Linked DNA regions of Homo sapiens: region 1 is linked to region 2. The links are chromatin contacts, found by Hi-C or POLR2A ChIA-PET in ENCODE. All regions are on one chromosome and are shown on one strand. The core of a region is the stretch at or near the end of the contact, and the rest is flanking DNA. Distances in the headings are between cores, read along the strand shown. Region 1 has its middle 37 kb from the start of RPL39L. Region 2 holds the start of LINC02043 (long intergenic non-protein coding RNA 2043).

Region 1 (3,889 bases), core at 551-3,050, 280 kb after region 2:
ACTAGTATCCAGAATCTACAAGGAATTCAAACAAATCCACAAGTAAAAGACCAAATAATCCCTTCAAAAAGTGGGAAAAGGGCAGGAGTAGATAATTCTCAAAAGAAGTATACAAACATATGAAAAATGCTCATCATCATTAATCATCAGGGAAATGCAAATTAAAACCACAATGAGATACAACCTTACGCCGGCAAGAATGGCCATAATTAAAAAATAAAAAATAAATAAAAAAAAAACGGATGTTCACGAGGATATGATGAAAAGGGAACACTTTTACACTGCTGGTGGGAATGTAAATTAGCACAACGTCTATGGCGAGCCCTTAAAAAAACTGAAAGCAGATTCACCATTCAATCCAGCAATCCCACTACTGGGTGTCTACACAAAGGAAAAGAAGCCATTATATGAAACGGACACACACACACACATATTTATAGCAGCACGATTCACAATTGTGAAGATATGGAACCAGCCTAAGTGCCCATCAACCAATGAGTAGATAAAGAAAATGTGGTATATGGAATACTACCCAGCCATAAAAAGGAATGAAATAATATCTTTTGAAGCAACTTGGATGGGGCCAGAGGCCATTATTCTAAGTGAAATTACTCAGGAATGGAAAATCAAATACCATATGTTCTCACTTACAAGTGGTAGCTAAGCTATGAGGATACAAAGATATACAGTGTGATATAATGGACTTTGGAGACATGGGGCAGGGAAGGTTCGGGGCAGTGAGGGATAAAAGACTACATATTTGATACTGTGTACACAGCTCGGGTGACAGGTGCACTAAAATCTCAGACTTCACCACTGTGGAATTCATCCATGTAACCAAAAACCACTTGTACCCCCAAAAGCTACTGAAATAAAGTAATAATTTTAAGAAAGGAGAAATTAAATTTACCATATATATAAAAGAAATGAGTGTAATATTAAGGGCATGAAGTACAGAGAAAGACAACATTACAATTATTCAGAGAATTTATTGGAAATAGCTAGTATTAATAAAATGTTCTCCTTTAAAAAAAACAAACAAACCTGAAATGCTGGCTGTGCTCCGCAGTCTGATGAGACCAGTGGCTGGACTCTGCAGTAAGGCTGAGCTGTTTGATTGCTCCTTGACAGGCCGTGTTGTAGGCTGTCTTCTCTGGTTGGCCAGTACTGCAGTTTTGAATCTGTAGTTTGGCAGGACTGCATGCTGGGCTCTGAGGCTGAGCAAGGCTTCTCGGATCACTACTTAACTACTCTGGGTGGACGGGGCCAGAGGCGATGCTTCACAGATATGCGTGAACTTGAGCTTGCTTCTCATCCCAGGATAACCTTAAGCAGAGCACTGAGGCTTGGTGTTTTAGCTCTTTGGCTGATGGAGCTGGGTGGGGCCAGATACTCCCTTTACAGATAATCACTGCCCTGCCCCTATCTCCCAGCCTGGGTAAATTTCAAGGAGGGTAACAGGACTGGCTGTGGAAGCTGGCCAGGTACCTGAATTTGAGAGACCAGTTGACTGTGCTTAGTCCAGAGCAGCGCTGTTGGCTAGCTTCTCTGGTGGTGCACCTCCACTGGCCTGAATGCAGGACAGCTGCCAAGATTCCTGCACTAGTTGATGTGAGCCCCACATCTGTTCTTTATCTCCAAGTGATCTCAGATGTCTAGCTCTGCTGATACTCCCAGTGCTTCCTGTGTGATGAGACAAGAGAACACTTCCTCTGAAGGGTCCCAGAATGGTGGCAAAGCTGAATGTTCACCTCCAACTCTCTCCTCCCTGTGTAACAACCATGGGTCCCAGAGAATCCTCTATGTGTGGCACGTTGCCAGCTTGGGGGAGGAGCAATGTGGCCAAAGTGAAACTACTCCTCTTATTCTTGGCATGCGGCTGTTCTCAGTTCTGCGGTATAAGGGGGTGTCTTAGCTTCACTCTCAAGTTCTGGAATATTCACAAGGGTGTTTTTGTCTGTGAGTAGTTGCCAGTGGATTTGTGTATGTATGTGTGGTGGGGGAGGAGAAATGGAGCTGGAAAATTCCTATTCTGTCTTCTTGCTGATGTCATTCTCAATGTCTTTTTTTTACTGCTTTTAAGATTTTTTAATCTTTATCAGTAGTTTTAAGTAATGGGAGTATGATATGCCTTCTTGTAGTTTTCTTTGTGGGTTTTTTTTTTTTCTGCTTAGGGTTATTTGAGCTGTTTGGAACTATGTTTACAGTTTTAATCAGATTTGAAAAATCTGTTTTTTTTTTTTTTCTGAGACAGAGTCTTCTCCTGTTACCCAGGCTGGAGTGCAGTGGTGTGATCATAGCTCACTGCAGCTTCAGTCTGCTGGGCTCAAGCAATCCTCCAACCTCAGCCTCCTGAGTAGCTGGGACCACAGGTGCATGCTACCATGCCTGGCTCCCTCAACATAGAAGACCCTGTCTCGTCAAAGAAAATTTTTATTTTATTGCTCAGGCTGGTCTCAAATCTCTGGCCTCAAGTGATCCCCCTGCCTCAGCCTCCCAATGTGCTGGGATTATAGGTATGGACCCCCATGCCCACCCTCCTTTGGAGAACCAAATAACATGAATGTTAGGTTGCTTAAGGCTGTTCCATAGCTCATTGGTCCTTTCTAAATTGTTTAAATTATTCTTTCTTCTATTTTATTTTGGGTAGTGTCTAGTGCCATGTCTTCAAGTTCACTTATATTTTCCTCTGCAATATCAAGTCTGCCATTAATCCCATCCAGAGTGTTTTTATCCGAGATATTATAGTTTTGATCTTTCCTTTGGCTTCTTGAATATGTAAAATACAGTTTTAACAACTATTTTTATGTCTTTGTCTAGTAATTATATCAAGTATATCATCTATGGGTCAGTTCTAGCTGATTTTACTCCTAACTATGGATAACGTTTTCCTGCTTCTTTGCATGACTGGTCATCTTTTATTGGATGCCAGACATTGCAAGTATTTTCTTTTGGGGTGCTAGATATTTTTGTATTTTTATCAATATCTTGAGCTTTGTTCTGGGATGCAATTAAGTTTCCTGGCAATAATTTGTTCCCTTTGGATACCACTTGTTTGCTTCCTGTTCCTCAGGAATCCACTATTCGTTATTACCTGATTTCCAATGTTTTAAATATTGTTATTTTTTTCATGTTCTTTATTTGTTTCATGTAAGAGGGTAAATCCAGTCTCTTTTACTCCATCTTGGCCAGAAATTGAAATATCTCTTCATTAAAACTTGAAATAAATATGTTACAGGAGTTTTACTTCAGCAGAATCTGGGTTCATTCAAACATGTGGCTCTCTCTCAGAGACTGGAAATAGGGACGCTACGGGCCTCCCCGTGCCCCACCCGCCACCTGAGCAGTGTACACTGTACCAAATATGTAGTCTTGTATCCCTCACTGCCTCCAGCCTTCCATGCCCCAGGCCCCACTGGTAAGGAGCTCCCTGATCGTCCATAGGGGAGGGGGCAGAGCTTAGGTGAACCAGAGGCCTAAGTTCAAGGGGCCACAATAGAAGGGAATAGGAACACTGATTGTTCTATGGCCCTGTCTTGTGGGCTAGGAAGAGAGGACTACAGTGAAAATATGAGAAGACCCCATGAGTTCAGATTATCTGCAATACCTATGAAATATTGAAACCTCAGTGTGGCAATGAGAAGTCTGCAGCTTCAGTGGCAGCATCGTGGTAGTAGGAAGAGGCCACAAGAATGGTTGGTGTCTGGCATTAGTGCTCATAGAAGAAAGACAGAAAAGGAGGAAAGTGATGGCTGTTATAATGAAAGGTTCAGTGCCTTTCTGTCCTTTTCTTTTTCTTTTTCTTTTTTTTTTGAGACAGAGTCTCGCTCTGTAGCCCAGGCTGGAGTGCAGTGGCGCGATCTCGGCTCACTCAAGCTCTGCCTCCTGG
Region 2 (3,896 bases), core at 549-3,048:
AAAGATAGCCCTTCCACCAAACATATATTCTATTATATATATCTTATCTATATATATTATATATATTCTATTATATGTATCTTATCTATACATATTATATATTCTATTATATATATCTTATCTCTATATATTATATATATTCTATTTATCTTATCTCTATATATTATATATATTCTATTATATATCCCTTCCACCAAAAATATATTCTTTTATATTAATAAAATATAAACCCAGGGTCCAATGGAAAAGACTTAAGGGCAGACACAGAGTGGGATGTGGTTTGTGTTAGGAGAGGGCTGAAGGGACATCATGGCAGGCATTTGTGTGACCTCCCACAAAACACCCTCCTCCACTCTGACCTCACTTTGTTCTTCCTTCCCTTTGTCCTTATTATTTCCTTTCTGCTTCTCTTTCTTTTCTGTCTCCCTCTGCCCTGCCCTAGAACGGTGCCTTTCTAATTGTGGGTTATAACACATTATTAGTAGGTCATAAAATCAATTCAGTGGATGTGGACCAGCATTTTAAAAAGGGAATTAATAGAATATAAACTCCTTAAAAGGCGTCACTCATACTCAGGATAATACTGCTGTGTAAAATTTGTTTTAATATGTGTCAGCATGTGTACACTGTGTCAAGATGTAACACTTACATCCTATTTTAAGACCCTGCTGTAGACTAAACCAGGACCCCCATGGTGCTCCAGGCGTCCCCACCCTCACCTGTGGCACCAGGAGCTCCTGCTGTCACTGGCCCAGCTGGGTCCTGTGTCTTTCTCTGCGTTGTCAGGGCCTGCGCTGGCAGTCCACCTACAGGGAGGTGGAATCCGGGGCTTGACGGCACTGGGAGGATCCTTCATCTTTCCAGGCTCAAGCAAATCCTCGCCTGGAGGCGGGGAATGGGCTAGATGACCCCTGAAACAGTCCAGTCCAGCATCTGAGAGCTCCTCTGGGTCCAGCCCTGTGCCGCCTTTCCACGCTTCCCTGCAGGGCCCTGGGGAGAGCAGAGAAAGCAGCTGCCAGCTCCAGGCAGTCATTTTACCCCAGGTGCCACTTACCCTGCGGAGGGGCTGGAACCAGCTAATCATTTTACCCCAGGTGGCACTTACCCTGCGGAGTGGCTGGAGCTTCTCAGGTTTTTCAGTTCCTGTGTCACCTCCCAGCCCTGCCCACCACATGCTGTGGGTGTCTATGGCTGACGAACGCCCCTGAGCCAGGCCAACCCCCAGCCTCCCAGTGGGTGGCTCTGTGGTCCCTGGCAGCCCCGGCATCATCCGGAGCACAGAGGCCATGGACACTCAGGGGATGGTCAAGGTCGTAGCTCCCTCCGTTCTTCCGTTCCTCCCTCACAGAGCTTTCAGCAAGATAGATGGTCATTCTTCTGTCCTCACTGCTCCCGGCATAAGGGGACCCCAGGGCTGGATGACTTCCCTAAAGAGGAATCTCTCAGGGTTTCCTGCAGCCGCTCCCAAGTCCCGTCTGGAGGATGAAGGTGGCGGACACATCCCTGACGCAGTTTCTCCTCTGCCCTCCACCCCTCACCCATCCCACCTCCTGGACTAGGAACTCAACCAGGACTTGCTTCAACCTGAGAAGATGGTGTCCAGCCCCCTTGGAGCCTGCCAGCATCCGGCGGGATTTCAGAGGGGCCTCCAGGGAGGCGCTGCCCAGCTGCCCCCAGTGTTGCTCACACAGCCCCCACTGATCTGCTCTGGGGAGGCCACGGCCCCAGAACGCGGCTTGTGGGGGGCCTGGGGCAGCAGGCCGGGAGACGTCACTTGTCCGCTGCCTGCTCACCCAGATAACTGCAGCTCCCTCCACTGCCGCCTACAGCCCTCCCGCCATGCCTCTGCCCAGAAGGCCCTCCCTCTCCAGTCCTGTCCGCCCCTCAAGGCCTGCCCAAACCTCCCTGAATTCTCGCCTGAGCAGACACTTTCCTAGCACGGCTCCCGCCGCGTGGATTACTCAGCCGAGCCTCAGTCTGGGGCTGCCCTGTGCTGGGAGCTTTATGCAGATGCTCGGCTCCCTACCCTGGCTTGTGAGCCGTGTGGCGCAGAAACCGCATCTCACTCAGAGCGAGGGTAAAGAGCAGCAGGGCTGGAGAAGCCAGCTGCCCTGCCACAGGCCAAGAGGACTTGGCCAAGTGACCATTGCTGTCTGTTTCCCCAACTGTAAAGGGGGCTGAGACCCTTACAGGGTTGTGAGGCTTAAACTTTGACAAACGCCTACCATCCCACCAGGCACAGGGCAGTTGCTGAGTATTTGGCGGTGGCTGCTGTTCCCCACAGTGTCCAACACCTCCCGGGGATGTAACAGGTGCACCACGGGCAAGACTGATGGGTTTATCAGTTCACTGCGGAGAGAGGCAGGGATGGATGCACTTGCTTGTTCCTCTTATTTTCCCTTATGGGGAGCAGTGACACTTGGCAGAGGCTGCCAGGGAGATGGGAAATGGACATTAATTACGGGAAAGAAAAGGAGGCAAGAAGGGGAGGAGGGTGGGAAATAGACAGGGGAGGAAGAAGGGACGGAGGCATGGTTAGAAGACAGGCAAGCAAAAAAGACGACTGTTTTCTTGGACGAACAGGGAGGTAGGGCCATGAAAAGCATGTGGACGCTTCTTCTCAGTGAATTAAGGCATTTCAGCGCTGGAAAGAGCCTGAAAAAATCAGACTCCCTTCACAGCCCAGCGGAGTGCAGGCCCTGGGAGAGCAGGAGTTAGAGATGGGGAGGACCCCGCCTGCAACAGGCACTGCCTGCTACACCCTGCCATGGGCAGAGGGGCTGTCCTCCCACCCCAGAGAGGCCCCATCCTTTCCTTTCTTTCCCCAAGGCTGCTCCAGCAGGGAGTTTAGCTCCATGGACACCTTTGAAGGCTATGAAGGTGCAGAAGACATGGAAAAGGTGAGCAGCGCTCTGAACGTAATTTCTTTCTTTCTTGTTTATTTCATCTTCTTCCTCCTTCCTATTCATCAGCTCCTCCTGCCTACTGTCCCTCGCCTCCATCCCTCTCCCCCTCTTCAGGATTCTCACCCATAAGGACCTGGTTAAGCCAGGGAACCGAGGTCACTAGTCCTCAAAGTGGCTCTGACCCTGCTAGCCCGGCATGTCCCCACGTGGCTGTCTCCTTGGCGGTGCGCTGGTGTCCGGTCATAACTGGGGCTCCCGCTGAGAGCCCCGTGGCCCAGGTGGGAGGGCTGGGGTGGGCCTCAGCCTGCCAGCGGAAGTCACCACATTGCCCGGCCTGGCCACAGCCTCCAGCAATAACTCTGAGGGTGCACCCGTCCCCCCCCCCGCCCCCCCTTCCAGCTCGCGGGGCCTTTTCCAGTTGGATGACAGTCACGAAACCTGTTCCTCCAAATCCGCTTTCCTGGAGAGGAGAGAAAGCACCCAGGGAGAAAAAGAAGAACGCGATGAGGAAGCAACGTGAGTGTGAGCGAGGAAAACTAAGCGCCTCTGTGGGCCACGGCGTCTCTGACTTTCTTCTCGGAATTGCAGGGCGACCGGCAGCACCAAGAAGGAGCGTGCTGGGGCGTCCACGCCGGCTGACTCCTGCGGGGGCGACGGCTGGTTTCCAGGCGAGGGCGCGGCGCCCGAGGACCTCCACCCCGGAGAGCTGCCCTCCCTGCGGTCGCCCCGGCTCCCCGGCTCCAGAGCGCCCGCATTCCCGAGAGAGGCGATGTGGGGGCCCGGGCCCTGCCCAGCTACGCAGAAAGCAGCCGGGGCCGCGGCGGCGGCAGAAAGGGGACGCCCAGGGCCGCCTCCCGGGAGCCCGAGGGGTGCCCTGCGTGCTCGTCTAGCTCCCGCCGCCCGGCGAAGGACCTCGCGGGACGGGGACCCCTAGTGCGCCTGCGCGAGCGCGGCGGGCGGAGGCAGACGCTCGCGGAGGCCACGCCTCCT

The links. Hi-C counts contacts between places; a loop is a spot of excess contacts on that map. ChIA-PET counts read pairs that join two places held with the same protein, here RNA polymerase II (POLR2A). Pooled maps may share reads with other maps.
Region 1: a pooled map shows a loop between it and region 2 (2.8-fold over the local background). The contact joins the enhancer-like site here to the promoter of LINC02043 in region 2. A Hi-C loop is called at or near these places in 5 of 50 pooled maps. POLR2A ChIA-PET finds 5 or more read pairs at or near these places in 4 of 52 experiments (Panc1, activated naive CD4-positive, alpha-beta T cell, endothelial cell of umbilical vein and 1 more).

The regions. Positions count from the first base shown.
Region 1 is chr3:187,100,116-187,104,004 of GRCh38, forward strand. No RefSeq gene overlaps it. Among named protein-coding and RNA genes, the nearest start is that of RPL39L, 37 kb to the right of the region's middle. RefSeq lists an enhancer at 1,806-1,855. Within about 2 kb of position 1,801, at least 30 of the 41 ENCODE cell types and tissues checked have a DNase peak (open chromatin) inside an H3K27ac peak, as active enhancers do; they include endothelial cell of umbilical vein, where a contact is called at or near this core.
Region 2 is chr3:186,823,723-186,827,618 of GRCh38, forward strand. LINC02043 (long intergenic non-protein coding RNA 2043) reads right to left here and starts at 1,799. Exons shown (of 4, transcript NR_125409.1): 1 at 1,585-1,799; 2 at 720-990. It also overlaps the pseudogene MCF2L2P1. RefSeq lists a silencer at 3,632-3,871.